Linked DNA regions of Mus musculus: region 2 is linked to region 1. The links are chromatin loops, found by intact Hi-C in ENCODE. Cell type or tissue: left cerebral cortex. All regions are shown on one strand.

Region 1 (8,000 bases):
GACCCAGCAGTCCTCTGCTGTATGTGTGTTGGTGGCACCATATAAGCTGGTGTATGCTGCATGTTCAATGATCCAGTGTTTCAGTGATCTCAGAGGTCCAGATTAATTGAGCCTGCTGGTCCTCCATCAGGGTTGCCCTCCTCTTCAGCTTCTTTCATTTTTTCTCTAATTCAACAATAGTGTTAGCTGCTTTTGTCCATTGGTTGAAGGCAACTATCTGCCCCTGTCTCTTTCAGGTGCTTATTGGCTCCTCCTGAATGTGGTCATTCTAGGTCCCTTTTTGTGAACATTACATAGCCTCAGTAGTAGTGTCAGGCCTTGGAACCTCCCTTTGAACTGGATCCCTCTTTGAACCTGTCACATGACCTTCTTTTCGTCAGGCTCCTCTCCATTTCTATCTTTGTAAAAATTTCAGGCAGGAAAAGTTGCGGGTCAGAGATATGACTGTGGCATGGACCCCTCTCCCCGTTTGATGTCCTGTCTCTCTGCTGGAGTTGGGCTCTAAAAGTTCCCTCTCCATTGCTGATGGGATTGCAAAATGGTACAACCACTCTGGAAATCAATCTGGAGGTTCCTCAGAAAATTGGAAATAGATATATCTGAAGACCCAGTTATACCACTCTTAGTAATATACCCAAATGTGCCCCACCATGCCACATGGGCACGTATTCCTCTAAGTTCATGGCAGACTTAATAGTGATAGCTGGAAGCTGGAAACAACCTAGACGTCCCACAACAGAAGAATGGATACAGAAAATGTGGTTCATTTACACAACAGAATACTACTCAGCTATTTAGAACAAACTAGGGCATCCTGACATTTGCAGGCAAAAGGATAGAACTAGAAAATATCATCGGGAGTGAGGTAACTCAGACTCAAAAGGACCTGAATGGTATATGCTCACTAAATAATAAGTGGATATAACAAAACAAACAAAAATCAACAAACAAACAAATAAACAAAACAACAGCAATAAACACAAGGGACACAATACCCAAGATACAGTCCACAAAACGCAAAAAGTCAACAAGCTGATGTGCCCAAGTGCCTCAGTCCCAATTGAAGGACAAGAAAGCAATCACAAGTAGGGAGGGAAGGAGGGACTTGGGAAGAAAAGTGGATGGGGAAAGGGAGACAGGGGGGTGGGGGAATATGATCTGGTATTGAGATAGGAAAGATTGAGTGCCAGCAGAAAGAACGGAAACAGGTGGCCTCAGGTGGCATGAGATTGGGGGGATCATCCAGAATGCACCAGAGACTTGGGAGATGAAAGACTTTCAGGACACAAATGAAGAAACTTTAGATGAAATGCCCCACAGTGGGGAGAGGGAACTAAAAGGAGCTGTTTTAATGCCACACATTGGACATTCTCAACTTATTGCAAAATGATAATCTTTACATTTAAGTATATCAGAAAATGTTTTGATAAAATATTATTTTACATATAATTACTAAAAGACAAATGATTAGGAATATCAATGCTATTTTCTACCAATCCAAGTCTCTACAGTGCCTATTAGGGGTGTGAGATTCTTGGGTTTATCAGATTACAATAACATGAACTCAGTGCTCAAACCAATCTAGATCTGGAATTAGTCTCTCAGCACAACTCTGACACATCACCATTGCTATTCACACTTATTTTAATTGACATCTATAAAAAAGAAATCATGAGCAAAGAGTGCAGTGATACATTAAATACAATTGGTTGCAATATAACTTTAAAATTTTCAAAACCTCTTTTTAATGATGGATCTTAAATACTTTTACCTCCATTTAAGCATACTACCCAACTGAGACAGTGAAAAGTTAGGATATGGGGAGGTGAACCTGTCTAGAATTGTTCCAACTGTGTTGTCTAGAAATCACCAGTTCTATTCACAGTTTAGCAGACAATGACAGCTTTATCCACTCTCAAACAGTTCATGGATACAACAATTATCCACTTCAGTAAAGTGGATTAGCAACAGTGGTGACAAGACATAGCAGATAACCAGGCCTCAGCCTCAGCTTGTGTCAGCAGGCTGGACCAACAGGATCACTAGAAGTTCTCATCTGTGGCTCTCTCAGTGAAGCAAAGGTCAGCGAAGATATGAGGTCCACAAGCATTGTAAAGCTGGTTATACCAAGAATCAAAGCTCTGTCTCCATTACTCTGTGGAGTCCTATTTATTCCCTCCAAATATCTCATGTCCTCCACTTGTTTTGCCTCAACACAAATCTTGCCTCAACATGTGTCTTGCATCACCATGTGTAGCGAATCAGCCAAAGTCGTTGGAAGTGGCACAAAATTGAGTACAACAGCAGAAGTATTTTGGTGCATTTCTCTCTATGGAGTCCTGAAAAATGCAGCTCAACTATGCAGTGTAAGGTGGAGCAATACATGCATGTTCTTAGCAAACAATCTTTCATCACGTGTTCTTTTGTGTCAGAGACCATCCCGTGAGAAAGTGAGCCCTTCACAATCTCCCTAACAAGCCAAATGGCCTTGTACTAAGAGCTGGTTATCACCCCCCTTTCCTCCCTATTCCTTTCTTGGCACCTGAGGCTGTAAAAGCTGAATTATAGTTCCCTCTTCCCTATCTCTTCCTGAGTTCCCATGCCATCCAAGGACATGAGTTATGCCTGAGCCCAGCCTGACCCCCAAGGCTGTCAAGGAGGATCGATGTTCCAGAGATAAGATCCAGAGTGCCTGCTGCCTGGTGCTGTGGCCCCCATGTCAGCAGATGCCCACTTCTTTGTTCTTTGTATAATTCTCCCTAGACCCCTCCCATATTCCCCGCTTTAAAAAGAAGGCACCTCAACCTAATAAACGAGACCTTGATAGGTTAAAATCTACTTGGTCGTCCTGCTCTCTCTTTCTCTTCCTCCCATTTCCTTCCAGGTTCGCGGTCCCCCTCACACCCACGAATAACTGAATCCCACCGGACGGGATACTTTTGTGCACTTGCTTTAGCAGAGCAACTTCTCTCCTGTGTCTGCTTCAACAAAACATTCCTTAATGAGTCTGTCCTAGCCTTTCATACCTGTGCCCACTTTAATGAAATGAAAATTTCCTTCACTTGTTTGCTCCAGGAAAACATGATCCAAAGAACCCTTAACATTTACACTTCATTGCAGGCTTGCTATTGTAATGCACAAAGTACACTGTTAAACTGTGCATATTTGTTGTGTATGCTATAACTGCATATCAAGCAAGCAATAAAAGTACCACAAAGATAACAACTAAGAAAGGACTAGATTATTTTTTTTTTTGTTTTTTTCCCTTTTTTTTTTTTTTTTTTTTTTTTTTTCTTTAACAGTTTTTGTCTTTTCTAGACAGGGTTTCTCTGTATAGCTCTGGCTGTCCTAGAATTCACTCTGTAGACCAGGGTGGCCTTGAACTCAGAAATCCTCCTGCCTCTGCCTCCCAAGTGCTGGGATTAAAGGCATGTGCCATCACTGCCTGGCAAGAGCTAGATTCTTGATGAGGAGAAAAAAATTAGATTTTAATAGACCTCTCAAAACAGTACTCATAACCAAAGTAGATGAAATATTTGTAGTATACTGTATTCCATTACCCATAGAACATTCTCTAAAACAATATTTACTCCTTTATTGTGTGTCTTTGCATATGCTCATATGACTGTTACAGTTAGAAGGGTAATCAGAGAACAAACTAGGGTAATTGATCTTGTGAGTTCTGGGTATCAAACTCAGGAGGCAAAGCTTGGTGGTAAGTGCCTCAGCCACTTAGGAAAACTCAGTTGCTGCATCATAAGAAATTCTGAATACTTTGACTTATATGGCATACAATTACATTGAAGATGTACAAGAGAATATTATTAGCAATAGATTGTGTGAGTTGTTACAGGGAATTTTTATGCTTATACTATTAAGAAAAAAATTTTCTCCCACTCTCACTTTTCTTTAGAGAAGTCCATTTAATTTATTTCTTTTTTCTTTTTGTCTTGCTTGTCATAGGATATAATTACTTACTTCTCAGTCAGATAACTATTTGCATGAAACTCCAGTCTGGAGCAACTCGGCATGCCTTGGCCTTGTAGATGGTTTATGACTGAAATTCACATATGTCCAGTCATTTTCAGGGGTGTACATCTACCCTATAATCAAAAACAAAGGAGACACTTTATTTTACCCCACACATAGGAATGGGCTTTTACATACCCTTGGTACTTTTTACACAGCTGTACTAAACAATGGATTTGCATAATGCTCCCTAGGGTCCACCTCTCCTTGCAAGTCCAAAACAAAAGCTAGCCTATCTTTCTACCTTGAATATTCAGGATTCTTCATATTAAGTTCTCAAAATGAGTTACTCTCTTCAGCTCCTGAGGATGCTTGTGCTCTGGATTCCTGGTAAGTAAAGAAACAAAGATAAAGAAGGAGAGTGTGGGGGATGGAGACTTCTGGGGTCCAGCTAATCCAGATGCAGATGCAGATTCTGTTTATGTCTGAGATTATCAGTTTTGCATGCTAGTTTTATGTCTGTAAGTTTTCAAGGTTGAACCTATGCTTTTGTAACTACTCTTATAGCTACCAAAGCTAATGGTCCAGATGACTCCTAGATGATTTCCATACTCTATTTACATGGTTATTTTATGTTGAACATTTTTGAAATATGAAAAAATCATAAATATAATAAGTAGGAAATAATAAAGAAAAGAACAATCATTTGAAAATACCATTTTTTTTGTGTGTGTGTGTGTGTGTGTGTGTGTGTGTGTGTGTGTCTATACCCTTTCGTTTCTCTCATCTCAGAAATCACTAAAGTTATTGTGATGACACAGGGTGCACTGTCCAATCCTTTCACTTCTGTAGAGTCAGCTTCCATCTCTTGCAGGTCTAGTAAGAGTCTCCTACTTAAGGATGGGAAGGCATACTTGGATTGGTTTCTGCAAAGGCCCGGAAACCCTACTTGGCTCCTGATCCATTTGAGGCCAACCTGTGCCTCAGGAGTCTCAGACAAGTTTAGTGACAGTGGGTCAGGAACAGATTTCACACTGAAAAATCAGTAAAGTGGAGGTTGAGGATGTGGGTGTGCATTACTGTCAGCAAGTTGTAGAGTATATTCCACAGTGATACAGCTCTGAACAAAATCCACCCAGATGGCAGTGCTCAACTACTACATTTGTTGATTGTCTTTCTTGAGAACAATTTTGTGTACTTGAATAGAAGGTGGTGGTGGAGGAGGAGGAGGAGGAGGAGGAGGAGTGGGAGGGGGACAGGGATGAGGAGGAGGAAGAACAGGAGGAGGAGGGGGAGGAGGAGGAGGAGGAGGAGTGGGAGGGGGACAGGGATGAGGAGGAGGAAGAACAGGAGGAGGAGGGGGAGGGGGAGGAGGAGGAGGGGGAGGGGGAGGAGGAGGAGGAGGAGAGAGCACTCAAGAACTCAGAATAGTTTATAGCTAAGTCTCTACAGGGGTGTCACTTGAGGCGGTATTCTTCAACATAGGTACCACCTGTCTGCTGTGAGATTTTTAGTATAATGTAAGTAACATGCTAAGGAAGTAATGTCAAAATGGAATGAAAAGAAAACACTGAATAGCAATACTATCATTTTCCTGTAGACTTTGCAAACAGTAATAGATGATTTTCATCAGAAAATTATTCCCATAATAACATAACAGTGTATTGCCTTTTCCGTGTCACTTAAAGTCATTTTAAGTCTTTTTTTATTTGGATTTATTTTTTTTTCCTTTTGGGAACTTAAGTTGTCAACACACATGCATCAGGGAAATGTTTGATGTTGTTAAGATGTTTCTGTCTCCCATCACTTACAAATTCTCTTAAAGCAGGTCCTTTTTCTGTATTGGAAAAGAGAGGTACTCCTACATTCCTGGACATTGCCTAGGGTCACTACTCATTTTTTGTGTTTATGTCTTGTTATTTAGCTTGGTAAATATAAATGTACACCAAAAACTAGCTACATGTCAAAGTACTCTCACAGGACTCATCATGGTATGGGAAATAAGAATGGATAATTTCAGAATTACAAAAGTGAGTAACAGAAATTAAACTCAAGCCTTGGATAGAGAGAGAACATTGGATTTATGGCTTATTGAATAGAACTTGAATGATTAAAGGCAACATCAATGAAAAGAGTCCCTCGTGCCAACAGATTATCATTCCAAAAACTGGTGAGACCAATGATCTTAAAGTGAGCAGAGACTACAAATCCTTTTTTTCCTCCTGTGGCAAGAGAGCAGCACTTGTTCAAGCTGTGATACTGTTATATTCATGCCAGGAAATAAATAAAAACAAGCAAATAATCAAGCAAAAAACATCTGCTCAGAAAGACAGACTTGGGTCACCCTAAATTCTACCTTCCAATGTGGAAGCAGTTTCAACAAGTTTAATGGTTTAGAGGATGAAGAAACCCATATATAAAGGCAAGTTTAAAATACATTGATTCATCAGAAAGTCAGGTGCCCCAAGGTGGGAGAAGCATTGTTCAAGGTTCAAAATACTGTCTGAGTTCTGAGATTAGTGAAAGCTTGTTTTAAAATGTCAAATACAGAGAGATCAGTTGATGGAATTTTGTTAATTCTTTTGCATATTTGGTTTTAAAATGTAGCACAAGTTTTTTTTTAAATCTGCTATTTTTGGTAATATCCTTTTGCTTGTTTGGCAAAGTTGTAAGTTATGGAAGCACCATAACCTATGTAAGTCTGGGAAATCCTAGTTATTGTGTTTGTGAGAGACATGGCTCACTCCAGAGCTCGGTGTAGTGTCTGTACTTCAGGACAGTCCTCATAATTCACATCTTGGTTGGTATAGTGATATGGCTAATGATTATCATTGGTTAAAGATCTGTCATACAGTAAATGATAAGAATATGGTATTAGAGAACAAGAAGTTAAAGTGAAATAATTAGTTTCTCACTTATGCTACTTACATTTCTAATGCCACAGGTATTAGGGGCTAAGGTTAATGTACTACATAGTACAAGTGTAGAGGTTCTTAACATTTAAAATCATATGGGATAGGAAAATGTTCTGTGAGCTGGAACCAGGGATGCAGAGGAAGGGAGTGTGAAGTTCATTTCTTTGACTTTACATCCTGCAACAGAGAGAAACCTGCAATAACCTCAGCTGTGTGACCAATCCTCTGCCTAAGGATTTTCACAATTGTCAATACACCTTCAGGATCTTCTGTTGCCCAGATGGAGAGGAAGGTTAGTCACCTTCCTGCTGCTTCCCATCCTCTCCCATCACATTGTTTAATTCTGTCTGGATTTTGTTGTAAAAAATATTTAATCTCAAACTGGGGTTTCTTTCCTGTCCTTGATCATTCAGTTCCCAGATAAAAGACCCAAATCCTTTATATTTATAATAAGACTTGAAAGCACAAGATTTGGGCATATATCTACTCTCTGCTATTATATCTATTTGCCTTTAAATAACTCCAAGTGATAACTTGTCATGTTCCCTCTGGGATACTCTTAAATCCAATTGGCCATCCCTCATGGCCATGTTTTCATAACTCACCTACCCCATGGTGTCTTGTTCTCTCTCCCCTTTCTTTCTTCTCCTCTTGTGGTCTCTTCTCAGATCCAAAGCCTGGGAACCCAAATCCCACTCCTATATCTTTTGTCCAGCTATATGCTGTTTACATTTTTATTTACCAATCAGGAATAAATTGGGGCAGTTTGCAAAGCATGACTTGTATATATGAAGATTCTCTTCTTTCTGTGGGCAACCAGGTTTTGGGGACTAGCACATAGCATTGCAATATAGAACAAATGACAAAACCTCCACCAGATTTCATATTAGATACATCCATTAATTTGTAATGAGTTGATTAATGTCCCTGAATTTGATTTTGTTGTTGTTGTTACTTTATTGTTGTTGGCTTTTTACAGTCAATTTTAAGGTTATTTTGTACTGTGGTCATATATCATAGGAGTGATTTCAAAATTTTAATTCATATGGATCTCTTTTGTTTCATAGAATGTAGTCTATTTTTGAAAAGCTTCACTGTACTACTAGATAGGGTGTG
Region 2 (8,000 bases), 160 kb after region 1:
TTCTCATAGCCTTATGGTACCTTCTCTGAAACTGACCATATAATCAGTCACAGAATAAGCTGCAATAGATTTAATAAGATTGAAATAATTCCAAGCTTCCTATCAGATCACCACAGACAATCTCTAGACTTCAATAACAAGAAAAAAAAAGGGAAAATCTACATACCCATGGAAACCATACAACTTTCTTCTCAATGATAACATGTTCAGGAAAACAATAAGGAAATAAATTAAAGACTTCCTGAAATTCAATGAAAATAATGACTCAGCATATCCATATTTATGGAACATAATAAAAGCAGTGCTAAGAGGAAAATTCATAGAATTAAGTGCCCCCATAATACATTGGAAAGATCCTACCATAACGACACCACATCTAAAAGCCCTAGAAGAAAAATAGACAAACACAACCAAGAGGAGAAGACTACAAGAAATAGTCAAACTCAGGACTGAAATCAAACAAATAGAAACAAAAAGAACAAAATAAAGAATCACCAAGACCAAAAACTGATTCTTTGTGAAAATCAACAAAATAGATAAACACTTAGCCTAGCCAAATGAAATAATGGGCACAGACAGAGTATACAAATTAACAAAAGAAGAAATCAATCACAGCATGCAAATGGAGGAAGGGATCTTGGTGGGAGGGGAGAGGAGAGTGGAAAAGGGGAACATGATCAGGTTGAGAGGGGGTGGCAGAGAAAAGCCCTGATGGCCAGCAGAATCAATGAAAAATACTGCAACTTCATAGCATAGGGGATGGGAAGGCCCTCCAGGAAGTATCAGACACCTGGGAGATGAGAGACTCTCAAGACTCAAAGGGAGGGATCTTACATGAAATGACCAATAATGGTGAGAGGGAACTAATAGTGTCCACTTCCAGTAGAAAGACAGGACATCAAGTGGAGGGATGGAGTACCATCCCACAGTCAAATATTCTGAAAGAAAATTGTTTCTGTCTGAAAGAACTCCAGGGACCACAATGGACAAAAGATTGAGGTTAAGGAGGTCCAGTGCCTGGTTCAACTTGGGATCCCAAAGGGGAGCCTCCAAGGCCTGACACTATTCCTGATTCTATGGTGTGCATACAGACATGAACCTAGCAAGGCTGTCCTCTAGAAGCAAAATAAGCTCATGACTGAGACAGATGCAGCTTGATTGAATCAACCATTGGACTGAAGATTGATAACCCTGTGTTTGAATGGAGAAATACTAGAAGAAGCTGAAGACGAGGGAGACCCCATAGGACAACCAGCAGTCTCAACTTACCTGGATCCCTGAAATCTCTGAGACACTGAGGAACCAAGCAGGCAGCATACATGAGCTGCTCTGAGGCCTTCATATGCAGCAGAGGACTGCGTGGTATGTCATCAGTGGGAGAAGAGTCTAACCCTTTAGAGACTTGAGACCTCAGAAAGTAGGGAGGAGAGGTGTCTCAGGGGGTGGGGACATCCTCTTGGAAACGAGGGGGTGGGGGAAGAGGAATAGGATGAGGAACTCTGGGAGGTCAAATTGGAAGGGGGCAACAATTAGACTGTAAAAATAAAAGTAATAATAATAAACAAAAACCAAACTATCTGTGAAACCTTATAACTCTGGTGCTATTAGAGAGGGAAAAGATTGGTGGGAATTCAAGAGTGCCAGCTCAGCTCTATATACAGTGAGAGAACCTGTCTCAGGGGAATATGGCAGAGCTTATAGACTGAGACATCCTTCTGTGGAGGGATATACCACCAAAGTTGAGTAGGATGTGGAGAGAACTATAGGACACACACACTTATACTTGGTGTAGACCACAGAAAGTAAGGATGGCTGCATTTCCCTTTGAGAATGTCAGGTGACCTCTTTCAGACATCGTATATCTAAATATTTCCAGCAACTTAGAGATAAATAGTAATGGTCTCTTAGTGTCAGATCTGGACTTCTGCCTTCAGAAGCACTACCGTCTAGCAGCATTCCTTGGGAAATCCAAGTTGTAGTTTGCATCTGCAAGCTTGACTCAAATGATCTAATTGGCAAGATTCCAATCTGTCCTCTGACCCTTAATTGTTCTCAAGCTACAGTCATGGCTGTGAGTCTATGTGGGGGAAACTGTTCTCTTCTATCCTCCTGCATCTTACCCTCACACTGGGTGCATCATTTTCTGTCCATCATCCTGAAATGTTGGCTTAACTCAGGTGTGGGATGGATATGCCTGCTGGAGCACAGAGTATTGAAGAATGGAACTTCTTTCACCATGAAGACAGTAATTGGTCCAGTCTTCTCAGATGCATAGGGTGAAAGACCATGGAACTTAGTTCACAGTAAATGCATTCACTGTGGTCAACCATGTTGTACTAACCACACAGACTAATTCAGGTACTGGCTGTGACAGTTCATTTTATTATTTACTTGGTTCACTGTGGAATAAATTATAGGCATGCATCTCAGTGAATCTGTGAGGATATACTAAGAAAGGATCCATGGGAAAGGAAAGACCTTCTCACAAAGAGGATATCTGCACAGTTGTAACAAGGGCCAGTGCAAAGCACTGCTTATTACAAACATGCCCTTGGTTCTTGCTGGTGTCTGCCTTTCACTGTAACTGCTGCTGTAATTCCTTGTTTCCCTCATGACTGAGCTCCTTCTACTCATGAGCAAGGTGGAAGAGACATGCTATTCTCTGTTCTGCTTTGGAAAACTCTACTTTCTAACCTTCAACTTGCTCTCCAAATGGGGAGCAGGTATTGAGGAGTAACTCTGAAGTGTGGTATGTGCCAGGTCCCATCGTTTGAGAAGGGCTTAGCTAGGGGCATGATAAGGGACACAACAAAGTGGATCTTCTTACAGATAGAAAGATACACGTTTCCTCAATGAAAGAATAAATAAATTCCATGGAAGTGGGAGTTGGCATCTGGATGAAAGCATGGACTGACTGACACTTTAGAGGAAGAGTCTTACTTCTCCTGATAAATTATTGTCTACAACTTAGATGATCAACTTATGTTTTTTCCAGTTCTTCCAGTGAGCCACAAGGAGAATGAAGGAGAGCTGAATGATGCAGGGTCTAATATTGGCTGGCAGTGTAGCTCACACAGGGTTAATCAGTGCCTGAGAAGACCACATAAAAAGTGTCAGGAGAACAAACCCAGAAAAACAAAAGTGCAAACATCTGATTCAAGAATGATCCCAACATATCTACATGTTGGTTATCCTTTTGAGTCGAATTGGCTATGGAATGGCATTCAGATACCTGGAAAAAGATATATAATAGCAAAGTAGCAATCCCTTCTTACTAGCATTGATGTCATTAGTTGAAGACATGACTCTTCCTAAGTCTGAGAGTAAATTTCTTCTGGCTCTTTGTTTTGCCCAGCTTTGCAGTGGTATGACAAAATGCCTGAGAATTTCATGTGTTTTGCAAATTGTATCTTGTATCTTGAGTATTCTAAGTCTCTGGGCTAATATTCACTTATCAGTGACTGTACTTATCAGTACATTTTGGTTTCTTCATATTTCTTTGCTCACTTTTTTTCATGTAGAATGTGTTAAGAAAATTGATGTACTAAATATGGAGGTTGACAATATTTTGTTTAAAGAAATCCATATTATTTGAATTGTTTATCCATAATTTGCCCCATTACATAGCAGACAAATCCTCAATCTTCCATTTGAAAATCCTAAAGGTAACATGAAAATACAGATCTAAAGTAACTACAGTAGATACAGTAATTACAGTAACTCCTGTATGCAAGATGTAAGTCTCACCAGACCTACTGACAACCATCACATTTGTTGACTAATTTCACAGAAAATATAGTGTAAAACTTTCACAGTTTTACCAGCCATTTTTGTTCTGGTTAAAATGACAAATTTCCAAAAAAGTAAGCAAATTTGAAAACACTAGCTGAATGCAGAAATGATAATCAGGATACTTAAGGTGTAGACCTAAAACATGTTAATGGGCTACTCCCTTAGACCCTATCATAAATTATAGGGTGCTACATGGAAAAAGAGAAACATCAAGAATGTCATTGTGGACTCCTCCCTATTGGGTCAAAGTAATACTGAATCAGAAACAGAAAAACCTCACTCAGAATAATGGAGGAGAGCAAAGATAACAACCATGGAAGCAACAGTTTTAACCTAGTCCTGTGAATATCTGCTCAGCTGTGTATGAAGTTTCACACTGTCTATTCAATCTACTTCCCCACCTACTACCATATTCAATATAATTTGTATGGATCCCATTATCACCTCAGCCTCTCTGATGATATATAATGTATGTCATCAAACTGAGTATGAAGCTGGATAGTACTTAAGGCCATGGTGATGTCTTTCCAAGCTCAACTACTCAGAATTCTCCTCCTCCAGATCTCTAGTATGGTTTCTTTCTTCCATAGCATTAATATTGTACATTCTATCTAAATATGGTATATTTTATGTGTCTTTCATACTTTTCTTCTATGAACAGATTCTACAGCAGAACATAGTGCCACACAGCCTCAATAATTTTTACCCATGGCTGAGGGAAAATGTCCCTGTCACTTGCCGAACAAACACAGATATGAACTCTTAGCAGAAGAAGCCAGGGGATGCTCCATAGCTCATTATTTTAGAATGCAATACTCTTCTTTCTGGATTCCTGCCCCAGTTCATCAGCTGTAGCTATGGAGCATATTTTACCATGACAGCTTATGGCATGCAGTTGGAAGATGCTGTCTGAAAATACTATTCAATTTTAATAATCAGATACTTCTAAACAACCATTGGCTGGACATACATTTTTGTTATTGTCTGTAATTATTAAATTTAGACATTATAAACTTTAATATCTTACACATTGTCTTTAAGTCTTAGCCTTTATATGTCTTAAATAACTTATTCAAATGTTCATAACTTGCAAAACTTTCTAATTTGTAAATTTTTTTCTAGAAATGTCTACCCATCTGAATATTCATGCATAAAAATTTGGTTATTACTAAAACAACTGTGATATTAACATCCTTCTAAAATTTTTCATAGTAAAATCTTTCATAGTACTATGGAATATGCAAACATTAAGAACTGAATTTACTACTTACTATGAGAATGTTCTCCCTTTATTTGGAGACTAAATAATATATATCCACTTTTTACATGGTTTGTTTTATCTCCATGAAAAACCAAAGTTCAAATTTATTAAAGTTCTCCCTGTGCTATCAATGAGCTTATTGGGCTTACTTGCAGATAATTGGTATGGAGTTGCTGATGAGATTGTAGGTGACCCAGAAGCAGTCACACCTAAAAGATTGTGCTGTTTATGAAGGGATACTGACATTTAAGATGTTCTGTACAAAACATTTTATGGCAGAATAGTCAAAAGTATGTTGTTTTATAATTTAGAAGATAGGACAAAAGCAATTCATATATATATATATATATATATATATATATATATGTATATATATATATATGTGTGTGTGTGTATTTGTATGTGTATATGTATATTCATACACACAATATATATATACCTGGCTAAACTTTGTATGTTTTTTTAAGAGGCTATAGTGATAAAAATCCTTAAAATTATTAAAATATTTGTATTTATTTATATATTCAATACAAAATAATTTCATTTAAAGATACTGATGTAAATTATTTATGTATAAAGGAAGTGAAATTTAAATAGGAAAAACCTGTATCCATTATGCACAATCACATGTCAATGTTACTTTATACCTTCAAACAACAGGAACCATGTTGCAGAACGAAAATTCATATAATGATAAAAAGGGATCACAATCTTACCAGAATTGTAGATGTATGTGTCTCTTGTCATGAAAAGAATATTTAAGTATTTTGAACTTAAAGACTCATACGAATTGTTCTAAGGAAAGATTCAAGACCATTAGCCATTGTTAGATATTGTAGCCTAACCTCAGGGACTACCAGTTATTATGTACTTGTGTGGTAGGGCATAAATATCCGAAAAATAGGTTGCAAGTATTGTCAGAACAATAAACCATGAAAAGAGAAAGAGTTGATATAGATCCTAGCCCTAGAGACCTTTTACAAATAAAAATTTTAAATTATTTACTTTAAGACCAGAATCATGATCAATTAATTGCTAGCATACATTGAGTAGAAAATAATTTTTTATTAAGACATCGTTATGTATCCTTCTTCACTGTTTTACTTTCACTTCTGTTAGTATATGAGCTTCACTACTATGTTAATGTCACAATTGTCGAACACATAAAATGAAACAAAACGAAACAACAAGGCAAAAATAACCCTCAAAATTCAAGGACTACATGAGGTCATACTTTACCACTATGGAGAATCTCACTTGTCAGTATAAAAAGAAAACTTTTTTTTAATGTATGTGAGTACACTTTCACTATGTTCAGACACACCAGAGAAAGGCATCAGATACCATTAGAGATGATTGTGAGCCTAAGAGTAGACATGGAGGGATTCATGGCTCCAACCGAATATAAAGCTGAGGATGGACTTTTCTGGCATCAGTGGGAGTAGAGGCCCTTGGTCCAGTGAAGGCTTGTTGCCCCAGTGTAGGCCAGGACAGTGAGGTGAGAGTGGGTGGGTGCGGGCATCTTCATAGAAGCAGAGGGAGGGGAGATGGGAGAGATGGTTTCCAGAGGGGAAACTGTGAAATGGGATAAGATTTGAAATGTAAACACATAAAATATCCAATTAAAAAAAAGTGGGAGTGGGTAGGTGGGGGAGTGGGGGGGGGAGCATGTGGGGGAATTTTGGGATAACATTGGAAATGTAAATGAAATAAATACCCAATTTTAAAAAAAAAGGTTTTCTGGAATTTACACCAAACAGTGATCTTCACGAGTTCCTACGAAAAGGCTGATCTACTTCAAAAGAATTTAGCGTGACTGGGAATGGGCCTCCCCTCTTCTTTATAAAGTGTGTTTGACGACATTAAATTTGAACCTTGATCAGAAAAGAAAAGAAAAGAAAAGAAAAGAAAACAAAACAAAACAAAAAACAAAAACAAAAACAAAAACAAAAAAACTTACACATCAAATTGTATAACTGATAATTTTCTCTGTAGCCAAGTATGAATAATTTTAGCCTAGGAAACATATTTATGTTAGCTTTAAACCTATGTTCGTACCTAATAACAGTCTAATGAACATTTTCTAAGAATAAAACAAAGAAAGTCATGAACTGAATCACTTTTCAATTCATTAGTTGAAATAATAATAGGAACATTAAATTAAGTGGGGAAGTCACTACTGTAGGCTTCAGACTCTGTGGGAAATAAAATAGGGTATCAGGGGAAGGCGGGGGAGGAAAGGCCCACACTCCAGCAGAGTTCCACCTATTCTCTGGTCTATCAGGCATTGGAGGGCTGCTAACTAACTTCCACTCATCCCTGGGTAGACATCCAAGCCCCTGACCCACTCTTCAATGGGTGGTGAGGGGCAGCCCTACCTGGGAACCCAAGAGCTACTTTGCTAAAGCCACCAGAGTTATAGGAGAGAGTGATGAGGGAAGAGGTTCCCAACACTGACCAGAGTGAGTGTGCAGTGGATCTTGATGGAGCAAAGACTCTCTATGGTTTTAGAGCTTTATTGTAGAAAGGTAGGGGGAAAAAGAGAAGAGAAGAGAAGAGAAGAGAAGAGAAGAGAAGAGAAGAGAAGAGAAGAGAAGAGAAGAGAAGAGAAGAGAAGAGAAGGCTAGAAAGAAAGAGAGTAAGAGGGAGAAAGAGCAAAGGAGAGGAGAAGACACAGAGAGAGAAGAGAGGAGAGAAGACAAAGAGGAGAGAGGGAGTAAGAGAGAGGGGTAAGAAGCAAGAGAGACAAGTAAGAGAGCAAGAGATTGAAGTGGGGCTGAACAGCCCCTTTTATGGTCTTTACTGTTGCTAGGTATAACTGGGGAGGAGTTTACCCTGAAGGTCAGAAGCTTGGGCCATTGCCTATGTGACTACTGACCATGCTTCTTTTGTGGGGACTGTGGGGGCCGGTAACTTAGGCAGGAGCCAGAGTTCCAGGAGCATGCAG

Evidence for each region. A loop is a pair of places that touch in the nucleus more often than their neighbours do. Peaks named below come from ENCODE experiments on the same cell type or tissue, not always from the same donor. Only the 100,000 strongest peaks of a DNase experiment are listed, where the experiment ranks them.
Region 2: it touches region 1 in a loop (1.8-fold over the local background); 2 of 42 quality-filtered maps call a loop at or near these places.

The regions. Positions count from the first base shown.
Region 1 is chr6:68,174,491-68,182,490 of GRCm38, forward strand. It overlaps Igk and the pseudogene Igkv2-113. Among named protein-coding and RNA genes, the nearest start is that of Gm25833, 350 kb to the right of the region's middle. In left cerebral cortex, no CTCF peak of the experiment used is centred here; a DNase peak (open chromatin) is centred at 4,995.
Region 2 is chr6:68,330,628-68,338,627 of GRCm38, forward strand. It overlaps Igk. Among named protein-coding and RNA genes, the nearest start is that of Gm25833, 200 kb to the right of the region's middle. In left cerebral cortex, no CTCF peak of the experiment used is centred here; a DNase peak (open chromatin) is centred at 4,625.